2 separate regions of the Homo sapiens genome follow, and region 1 is linked to region 2. The links are chromatin loops, found by intact Hi-C in ENCODE. Cell type or tissue: GM12878. All regions are shown on one strand. Each heading gives the region's core, and the rest is flanking DNA. Links, peaks and the distances in the headings are about the cores only.

The links. Peaks named below come from ENCODE experiments on the same cell type or tissue, not always from the same donor. Only the 100,000 strongest peaks of a DNase experiment are listed, where the experiment ranks them.
Region 1: a loop joins it to region 2, with 2.7 times the contacts of the local background. A loop is called at or near these places in 1 of 110 quality-filtered maps.

The regions. Positions count from the first base shown.
Region 1 is chrX:46,964,962-46,970,341 of GRCh38, forward strand. All of the region lies in intron 1 of JADE3 (jade family PHD finger 3), which reads left to right. Among named protein-coding and RNA genes, the nearest start is that of JADE3, 55 kb to the left of the region's middle. In GM12878, for the core only: no CTCF peak of the experiment used is centred there; a DNase peak (open chromatin) is centred at 2,760; H3K27ac peaks cover 401 bases.
Region 2 is chrX:46,552,146-46,557,525 of GRCh38, forward strand. No RefSeq gene overlaps it. Among named protein-coding and RNA genes, the nearest start is that of ZNF674-AS1, 9.3 kb to the left of the region's middle. RefSeq lists an enhancer at 1-358. In GM12878, for the core only: a CTCF peak has its summit at 3,034 (motif pointing right); no DNase peak of the experiment used is centred there.

The DNA of each region.
Region 1 (5,380 bases), core at 156-5,155, 410 kb after region 2:
GGCTTCTCGTCAAGATGGCTCTGATTTCATACTTTAAATTCATATCTCCTTTCTTTAAAAGTGATAATAAAGTAAAAAATTAGACATATCTGTGGTCAAGAAAGTATAAATCTCTGGACCAGAAACAGATCAGACAATAAGTGAGGATTATTAGTTACAGGCCTATAGTTATGGACATTCTGGACTCTTAGGTCCAGAAAAAGGTAGAGATGGCTGGGAATTGTATTTCTGTAGATAATGGGATTAAAACATTCAGTGAATGGAGGAAATGATCCCTGACTGTGAAGTCAGAGATTGCCCATGAACAGAGACAGTAAAAAGATGTTGCTTCTGTTCAGAGTGGCAGGCAGGAGAGCAGAGAGAGACTTAGGACCAGGGACAAATGTATTATTGGCTCACTGTCTAAATCTGGAAGATTTTCAAAGAGATAAAGGAAGAATAACATCCATTACAAAATTTTTAAAGTCCAGTCCATACCTGGTAGGAACTCATTCTCGGAGATTTGATAATATTAGTGGTTAAAAATACTTTAAGTTAGTGATGGTACTATACACAGGCCACTCTGAGAGCATACTGCTGTTGATTGTCAAAGTGTGGGTGAGTCATAGTAGGGGAGGCATCCTAGAAGAGATTTGCTGTGCCTTATAAGGATAAGGCTCCTGTTTGCTGAGCCTTATAAGAATTAGTTTATATGTTTTAAAAGTGAGGAAGCAAGAAGAGGGTCCTCCTGGGAGAAGGGATGGTATAAAGCCTAGAGGTAGGAACTGCAGAGGTTCAGCATTGTTTGAGCATAAAACTGGGGCAGAATGTGGTGAGGGATAAAGCTGCAGAAGTAGACATGGCTTGATTGTGGAGGGCTGTGTTGGCCTTGATGAGGACCTTAATAAAGATCCTAGGAGCAAAGGACAGCCATTGAAATCTCTTGACCGTGGAGGCACATGATCCAATTTGTGTTTTAGATAGGTCTCTGGCAGTTGGGTGGAGGGTAAATTTGGGGACAACAAGATTAGGACTTTTAAAGCCAGTTAGGAAACTGCTCTTGCATTCTAGGTTTGAGGAAATAGATAGGTCCTAAACTAAGAAAATGACAGCTGAGATGGGAAAGGAACATTGATTTGGAAGATTATTTTAGAGGTTAACTGACAGGGCTTAATAATTGATTGGATGTTCCAGGGTAAGATATAGGAAAGAGTTCAGAGATTTTTCTAGATTTTGTGATGGCATAGAGGAAGGTGCCAACTGAGACCAGTTAGAAGGTAGGAAGAACTAGTGGAAAACAGAACATAGTTTCCTCAGTGTTGATCGTCTTCCAGCTTGATGTATCTGGTTGTCAGGACTTTTTTCTTTTTGTTGATGTATCTTTCCTATTCTTTCTTCCTTCCTTCTTTGCTTTGCTTTTCCCTCCTACCTTCCTGTCTCTTTCGCCTTTCCTTTCTATCTCCAGCTCTGGACCAGAGGACCTTGTTTTGGGAGCCATAAGCATGTGGGTAGGGCACTTCAGGGAACCACCATCACCTACAAGATGGTTAGAGGAAGAAAAAAAGTGTTAGCAACACAGGGAACTTGAAAAAAGCTTCTGGAAGCCAAAGGAGTAGTTTCAAGAAGGCCAGAGTGATCAGCGTGTCAAATGCAGCATACAGATACTTAAAGATGAGGGTTGGGAAGTATGCACATTTTTCCAAGAATTCTGGTGAGATAGAAGCAATTAAGGAGAGATTGAGAGTAAGGAAGGAGTTACAGACTGTAAACTACTTTTTGAGGAGTTTGCAAGAGAAGGCAAAGAAAGAAAGAAAGTGGATATTAGCTAGAGAAAAATGAAGTAGGGTCAAGAGATGGTTTGGGAATAAAGGTAGAGAGGTTGGAACCTGTTAACAGAAAGAAATCCAGCATAAAGGCAGAATTTGGAAGTTAAAAGGCAGATTTTTTCTGTTCATAGAAAATCATCCATATGTTTAGAGCTGTCTAGACATTAGAATAAATTGCTTGTTAGATAGTGAGCTCCTGGTCACTGGAGTAGTCAAGCAGAGCTTAGCTGTTTTCTGGTCAACTGTGTAGAAAGATACATTGGTGAGTGCCTTCAGGAGTTTTAGCCTGTGTTCAATTCCTAACAGTTTTCCCAAAGTTGCTTTAAGCATTATAAGTTAATGAGTTATTCTGTGGATCTGCCTTGCCTGGCAGCTCTCTAGAGATTTGTGGAATCACTAGACCAAGTTAATTTATTTGCCTTTGATCTTGAAGGATGAAATTAAACTGCAGATTTTCAGATAACAAAATATTGAGGCTTAGGGTCCAGGAAAGTTTCATCACATTGAACAATCAATCATGCTGTAGGCTCACAGGTATTTTTTTGACAAGATGGTCACTTTCCACACACAGCAACAAAGAGTCTTTGTTTCAAAATTTTGAGTTTAATTTTTTATCTGTCCATTTTTGTAAAATGGCGTTAACTCAGAATAATTAAAATAGGGCTAAGATAATAGGAGAAATGAATAGAAAGGAAAAACCTGCTTTCTTCTGTGTTTCATATTCCTATCTGGATGTTTTTGGTTTTCTAGGGCCAAGGGGAGGTAATTAGGTTCCATCCATGACTTAGATCTTTTAGTGATCTCTTTCGTTAACATTTAAAACAATTCAGGGGTAACTTGTTGTTTTGTCTCAAATGACTCAGGTACTGTTTCCAAATCTGGCTTCCTGGGGCGGCTACTGGAGCATGAACAGCAAAAATGACTGAACTCAACTAATTCTCAGAAAGCCATATTTTAGTCAGTACTTTCCAGCTTTCTCACTCATCATTGCTTTTACAGAACTAACAAGTGTTGTAACTAACTGATTAGCCTTTTATTTCTTCTCGAGTTACACATTTTAAATTCTGTTAACCTTTCAGAATGCTAATAAGTAGTGAAATGACTAAAATCCAGGCAGGGAGACTAGAAAATGCAAGGACTGAGAAAACAGCTCCCCGCTCCCAAGGCAAAACCAGGAATACCAGGTGTGGTGAATATTTATCTTTTGAGGAAAAATAGATATACTTCCTTGTTACAAAGTGACTTGCTTTCTTCTGGGCCCACAGATAGGGGGTCAGCCTCCCAATTATCCCCAGGCTTGTAAGTTTTACCCGTTTCTTAGCCTGTTTGTTTCCTCACTCTGGAAGAGTACAGTAAGTGAAAATCTCACAAAATGATAGGTTGATTCTTTCTCTTTCTCAAATTAATACTTTCCAGATATGTAGGAACATTAATAAACTGCTCTTTTTATCATATACTTGCTTTTTTAATAGTTAATTTTTAAATTTTGAGTTAATTTTTTATTTTGAGTTAAGAGATTTTGAGATAATAAATTTAGACAGGAGTTGCAAAAATAGTGCAGAGAGCAAACTTCCCATTCCAGACAGGATGGAGTAGACACATTTCAGTCTATTCCAATTCAAAGTAATGATACAGTGAGTTTAAAGGTAAATGGAAAATTAACCAGGCACAGTAGTGCACACCTGTAGTCCTAGCTACCTGGGAGGCTGAGGCAGGAGGATTGCTTGAGCCCAGGAATTGGAGGTTATGGTGAGCTACGATTGTGCCACTGCACTCCAGCCTGTGTGACAGAGCAAGACCGTATCTCAAAATAAAAAGTAAATGGATGGAAAAAAAATATCATGCAAACACCAATCAAAAGAAAACTGGAGTGGCTATACTAATATCAGATAATTAGATATCACAGCAAAGAAAATTACCAGGGACTAAAAGAATGATACAAAGGGTCGATCCACCAAGAAGGCATAGCAATTTTAAATGTGTATGCACCACATAACAGAGCTTCAAAGAACACAAAGCAAAACCCAACAGACCTGAATTGAGAAATAGACAAACCCAAACCCACAATTATGCTTGAGAATGTTAATACCCCTCTTTCAGTAATTGATAGAACCAGTAGACAGAAAATCAGCAAAGATATAGAAGAAATAACACCACCAGTCAACCAGATTTAATTGACATTTATAGAATGCTTCACCCAACAACAGCATAATATACTTACTTTTCAAGTGCACAAGCAACATTCACCAAGGTTGACTACATCCCAGGTCATAAAACAAACCTCAACAAATGGAAAAGAAGTGAAATCATATAGAGTATATTCTCAGACCATAATAGAATCAAAGTAGAAATCAAAAACAGAAAGACGGCTGGGTGTGGTGGCTCACGCCTCTAATCCTAGCACTTTGGGAGGCCAAGGCGGACAGATCACTTAAGGTCAGGAGTTCGAGACCAGCCTGGCCAACATGGTGAAATCCCCTCTCTACTAAAAATACAAAAATCAGCCGGGCGTGGTGGCACATGCCTGTAATCCCAGCTGCTCAGGAGGCTGAGGCACGAGAATTGCTTTAACCCAGGAGGCGGAGGTTGCAGTGAGCTGAGATCGTGCCACTGCACTCCAGCCTGGGCAACAGAGTGAGACTCTGTCTCAAAAAAGGAAAAAAACAAAACAAAACAGAAAGACTACAAGAAGTTCTCCAAACACTTGGAAACTAAGCGTCACACTTCTCATCAGTACAGTGGCTTGAATGCCTGAATGTAGATGAAAATATACCATATCAAAACTCGTGGCAGGGCGCAGTGGCTCACGCCTGTAATCCCAGCACTTTGGGAGGCCAAGGCGGACAGATCACCTGAGGTCAGGAGTTCAAGACCAGCCTGGCCAACATGGCGAAACCCTGTCTCTACTTAAAATACAAAAATTAGGTGAGTGTGGTGGCAGGCACCCAGCTACTCAGGAGGCTGAGGCACAAGAATTGCTCGAACCCGGGAGGCAGAGGTTGCAGTGAGCCAAGATCGCTCCACTGCACTCCAGCCTGGGTGACAAGAGCGAAACTCCATCTCAAAAAGAAAAACTTGTGGGGCGTAACTTAAATGAGTGCTAAGAAGGAAATTTAGAGCACTGAATGCTTATATGAGGAAAAGATGAAAGGCCTCAAATGAATAATCTAAGCTCCCACTTTAACTAGAAAAAGAAGAGCAAGATAAACCCAAAGTAAGTGAAGGAAGGAAATAATAAAAGAACAAAAGTCAATGTAATCAAAAACAGAAAAACAGAAAAAGCAATCCATCTAAAAACTGGTTCTTCCAAAAGAGAGATTCTGACTTAATTGGTAATGGGTGCAATTTGGACATTGGGATTTTTGTAAGTTCTCCATATGATTCCCATGTGTAATGGGGGTTGAGAACCTCTGCTGGGGAGGCCAAATACATTTTTTTGGGATTTAACATGTATTGGCATTTATCTACCAGACCCTTTGATTTCTCCCCAGGGAAATTTGTTGCCATTTCATTTTCCCTCATTTTTTGTTGCCTTCAAAGTCAGTACTGACTTGTATGTTAACTTCCATGTCTGA
Region 2 (5,380 bases), core at 305-5,304:
ACCCCTTAGATAGGAATTTCAAGATCAGAGTTTAGTCCTCATGCCATAGGAAATCAAAAGACAAGTTATAGACTGGGAAGAATATTTGCAACACTTAAGAAGAGAGGTGATATTGAAACTGCCTTTGCAAAAATTTTAACAGTGAGAAAATTATAACAGTGAAAGAGATCTGATCCAACCAACCCCCATCTTGCCTTTAAACTCTAAACTGCCCTTGGTCATCCCTGGGCATGGGCCAAGCTAACTGGGGGAAATGCAGTTTGCAGTTTAGATGATAATAGCCCTTCCCCAAAACTAAAGCACCTTTGTAAAACTAATGAGGCCGGGCACAGTGGCTCACCCCTGTAATCCCAGCACTTTGGGAGGCCAAGGTGGGTGGATCACCTGAAGTCAGGCATTCAAGACCAGCCTGACCAATATGGTGAAACCCCGTCTCTACTAAAATTACAAAAATTAGCCGGGCGTGGTGGCCGGTGCCTGTAGTCCCAGCTACTCAGGAGGCTGAGGCAGGAGAATCGCTTGAACCAGGGAGGCAGAGGTTGCAGTGAGCCGAGATAGTGCCACTGCACTCCAGCCTGGGCAACAGAGCAAGACTCAATCTCAAAAAAAAAAAAAAGAAAGATGAAAGGGGCCTGAATTTTGCTAAGATGTAGGTGGAGTTAAATGATTAATGGCCATTGTTCCAGAGACCACAAGATTTGCAACTTCCCCTGTTAATCCTGTAAATAACATCACTATTGTAGAACCTAAGATTGGCCTTTTGAGATGTCTTTTCAGGTTTTTGCATTTATGGTGACCGGATGGCTCCACTCCGGACTGGCAAGATGGACTCATGACTCAACTGGTCTTGTGGCCCCCACCCAGAAGCAGACTTGGCACACAAGGACCATTTTCCACACCCCTATAATTGCACTTCCAACCAATCAGCCCCCTGTCTGACAAACTATCCTTGAAAAACCCTAACTTCTGAGTTTTCAGGGAGATTGATTTGAGTAATAATTCATCTCCCACGTGGCGTGGCCAGCCTCATGTCAATTAAACTCTTTCTTTCTTTTCGAGATGGAGTCTCACTCCATCACCCAGGCTGGAGTGCAGTGGCATGATCTTGGCTCACTGCAACCTCCACCTCCCAGGTTCAAATGGTTCTCCTACCTCAGCCTCCTGAGTAGCTAGGACTACAGGCATGCGCCACCATGCCTGGCTATTTTTTTTGAGACTGAGTCTCGCTCTGTCACCCAGGCTAGAGTGTAATGGCATGATCTTGGATTACTGCAACCTCTGCCTCCTGGGTTCAAGCGATTCTCCCACCTCAGCCTCCCAAGTAGCTGGGATTACAGGCACATGCCATCATGCCCAGCTAATTTTTGTATTTTTGTAGAGACAGGATTTCACCATATTGGCCAGGCTGGTCTTGAACTCCTGACCTCAGGTGATCCACTTGCCTTGGCCTCTGACATTGCTGGGATTACAGGCATGAGCCACCATGTCCGGCCTTAATTTTTTGTATTTTTAGTAGAGACGGAGTTTCACCATGTTGGCCAGGCTGGTCTTGAACTCCTGGCCTCAAGTGATCCACCTGTCTCAGCCTCCCAAAGTGTTGGGATTACAGATGTGAGCCACCACACCCAGCCAAACTCTTTATTGCAATGCCATGGTCTCAGTAAACTGATTTTGTCTGTGCAGTGGGCAGGAAGTGTTACCAGCAGCAAATCCAACGGGTCTATACAGCAAACTCGATTCTTGCCCCCTTGGAGGAAAGAACTTGGCCAAGGGGCAGAAGGCAGAGTGAGAGACCAAGGCAAGTTTTAGAACAGGAGTGAGAGTTTATTTAAAAGTTTTAGAGCAGGAACTAAAGGAAGTAAAGTACACTTGGAAGAGGGTCAAGTGGGCAACTTGAGAGATCCAAGTGTGCTGTTCAGCCCTTGACTTGTTTTATACGCTGGCATGGTTCTGAGATTTCCATTTCTCCTCTGTTTTTCCTTGGAGTGGGCTGTCTGCATGCACCATGGCCTGCCAGCACTTGGATGAGGCTGCACGCACAGTGTGTTTACTGAAGTTAGGCACATGCTCATTTGAGGCATTTTTCCCTTACCAGTCAAGCGTTCCTAGAGGAATGTCATACACCAGTTAAACTCCGCCATTTTGCCTCTTAGTGCACATACTTGAGCCCGTTTGCCTAACTCCTGATATCTTATTTGGAAGTTGCTCATTACCAGCTTCAGGTGTTTCTATCCATTGAGAGATTGCCTTTCTCTGGTGCCAGCTGCGACCAATTATTATTTTAGCAAGACAGTTTAACAACCACCTGACCATCACCTGATGGTTGCCTGGGGATTTGGGGGCCTTCTCCTGCCCTGTTCATGTCTGCCTAGCTACCTATTCTAACAGAAGGACCCACTGGATGATTACAATGTCTCTAATAAAAAAATATCCCCACAAACTGCTATTTGTAAAATATGTAAAAGTGTTTATGTAAAAGTGTACGTATGTAAAAGTGAACATATGAATAGAAAATGGAAAAGGAGTCTGGGCGAGGTGGCTCATGCCTGTAATCCCAGCACTTTGGGAGGCCAAGGCAGGAGGATCACTTGAGGTCAGGAGTTCAAGATCAGCCTGGCCAACATGATGAAACCCCATCTCTACAAAAATACAAAAATTAGCTGGGCATGATGGTGTGTGCCTGTAATCCCAGCTACTCAGGAGGCTGAGGCGGAGGTTGCAGTGAGCCGAGATCGCACCATTGCACTCCAGCCTGGGCGACAGAGCGAGACTCAAAAAACAAACAAACAAAAAGTGCTACTTGTTAAAACATTTTAAAGGATAATTGATCTGAATTGCCCATTGGAGAAAGAATATCCTCAAACAAAGCACAGTGGTGAATAGTATTTGCCTATGTGTTCTGGTAATTTTTCACCAGCTGAGCTAGTGTAATCATCTTGCTAAAGAAAAGTTCTACAGTTCTAAGTAATCATGTTGATTTGAAATACCACTTACGCAACAAAGTTGAATTGTACATCTTTTCTTCCCCCAGCAGATGGTGACATTTTATAGAATATGGAAAAATTATCCAAATGGATGAGTGAGCTATATAACTGAAATATAATCGTCTCTATTTCATTTCTCATTTATCTACATCTTGAATTCATTTACAAAAAGGCATTCATCAGGAAGTAACATTTAAAGACTATGCTTTCAGGGGTCATTTGTTTTTCTTTTCTTTTCTTTCTTTCTTTTTTTTTTTTTTTTTGACAGGGCCTCACTCTGTCAGCCAGGCTGGAGTGTAATAGTGCCATCATGGCTCACTGCAGCCTTGACATCCCAGGTTCAAGCAATCTTCCCACCTCAGCCTCCTGAGTAGCTGGGACTACAGGCACACAGCATCACACTGGGCTATTTTTAAAATTTTTCTGTAGAGACAGGGTCTCACTGTCTTGCCCAGGCTGGTCTCAAACTCCTGGGCTCAAGCAATCCTTCCTCAGCCTCCCAAAATTCTGGGATTACAGGTGTGGGCCCCCATGCCCAGCAAGGGATCGTTTCTATAGTTCCTTCCTAGGAAAGTTTCTCTGAACATGTAGAGCATGTTTTTTAAAAAGTAACATTTATGAAAAGAAGACTAAGAACAATTAAAAAATAACATATAGAAAGTAGAATTTTTCAGGCCAGGCATGTCATGCCAGCACTGTACACCTGTAATCCCAGCACTTTGGAGGCTGAGGTGGGCAGATTACTTGAGGTCAGGAGTTCGAGGCCAGCCTGGCCAACATGGTGAAACCCTATCTCTACTAAAAAAATACAAAAATTAGCCGGGCATGGTGGCAGGTGCCTGTAATCCCAGCTACTTGGGAGACTGAGGCAGGAGAACCGCTTGAACCTGGGAGGTGGAGGTTGCAGTGAGCCGAGATCGCACCACTGCACTCCAGTCTGGGCGACAGAGCAAGACTATGTCTCAAAAAAAAAAAAAAAAGAATTTTTCAATGTCTTCAATTCTTAGTTTGCACAGTGTTTTTACTAGATATTTTCTCATCAGGTCACATCAGCCTACCTATTTACAAAAATAAAATAGTAAGGACAAAATGCTAAAGAGGGCAAATCTGTCTTTAATTAATGTCCATCTCAGGCCAGGCATGGTGGCTTACACATGTCATCCCGGCACTTTGGGAGGCTGAGGTGGGAGGGTAGCTTGAGCCCAGGAGTTCAAGACCAGCCTGGACAGCATAGTGAGACCCTGTCTCTAAGAAAATGTCCACCTTTGATTTCTCTTCACTCCTTTTTTCCATGCAGGGCCTTCACTCTTCTGTTTCTCAAATTCCTTCTTTAGTATTATTTCTTCCTTCCTTTAAGCTTCACACAGTAAAGTTTGCTTCCCTACTTTCTAACCGAGAGTATAGCATATAATTAAAATTCATTCTTAGGTATATGTAATTAGTATTCTCAGCTTAATGTGCCAATTATACCAGGGATATTTCATTCACTAGTTCAAACGGAACATCAATTGGAGATCTCTCATCTTTCAGATATTCTTGCTGAGCTCACAGTCCATCCAGAAAGAGAAACAAATTCATAACACTAATGTAAGAGGTTTTCTTTCTTTTTGAGACGGAGTCTCACTCTGTCCCCCAGGCTGGAGTGCAGTGGTGCAATCTCAGCCTGCCGCAACCTCTGCCTCCTGGGTTCAAGCGATTCTCCTGCCTCAGCCTCCCGAGTAGCTGGGATTATAGGCACCCACCACCAAGCCTGGCTAATTTTTTTATATTTCTAATAGAGATGGGGTTTCACCATGTTGGCCAGGCTGGTCTTGAACTCCTTACCTCAAGTAATCCACCCACCTCAGCCTCCCAAAGTGCTGGCATTACAGGCATGAGCCACTGTGCCTGGCCATAGGAGATGTTTTAATGCAGCTGTGTACAAGGTGGAAACCTAGAAAATGAATCATTAATTCTGTTGAATGAACTTTATATGTGAGCTTCAAATTTAAGTGAGATATGACAGACTGAAATGTGAACAAAAGGTATTTTAGGCAGATGGAACAACTTGAGCTCAGATATAGAAGCATCAAACTGTTCAGCATTTTTGTGAAACCCAGAAAATTCTGACTAGAACTCACAGTATTAAACAGTCAGTGTGCCAACAGAATTGGGATACAGGACGGAGGAGGAAGAGAGAGGAAGCAGTGGAAAGAGACTGCAGAGGTAGATGAGAGCCAGACTGGGAAAATCCTTAGAAGGCAGGCCAAGGAATAAGGACAGCACTGTAAAAACCCTTATGAGGTGTCCTAAGGAGTGTGGACTTGATTCTGCTGGCCCCAGATAGCCTTCTTAAGAAGGTGTGGAGATGGTAGAGGATGGAAGCAGAAAGACCAATTAAGAGATGATGGATCACA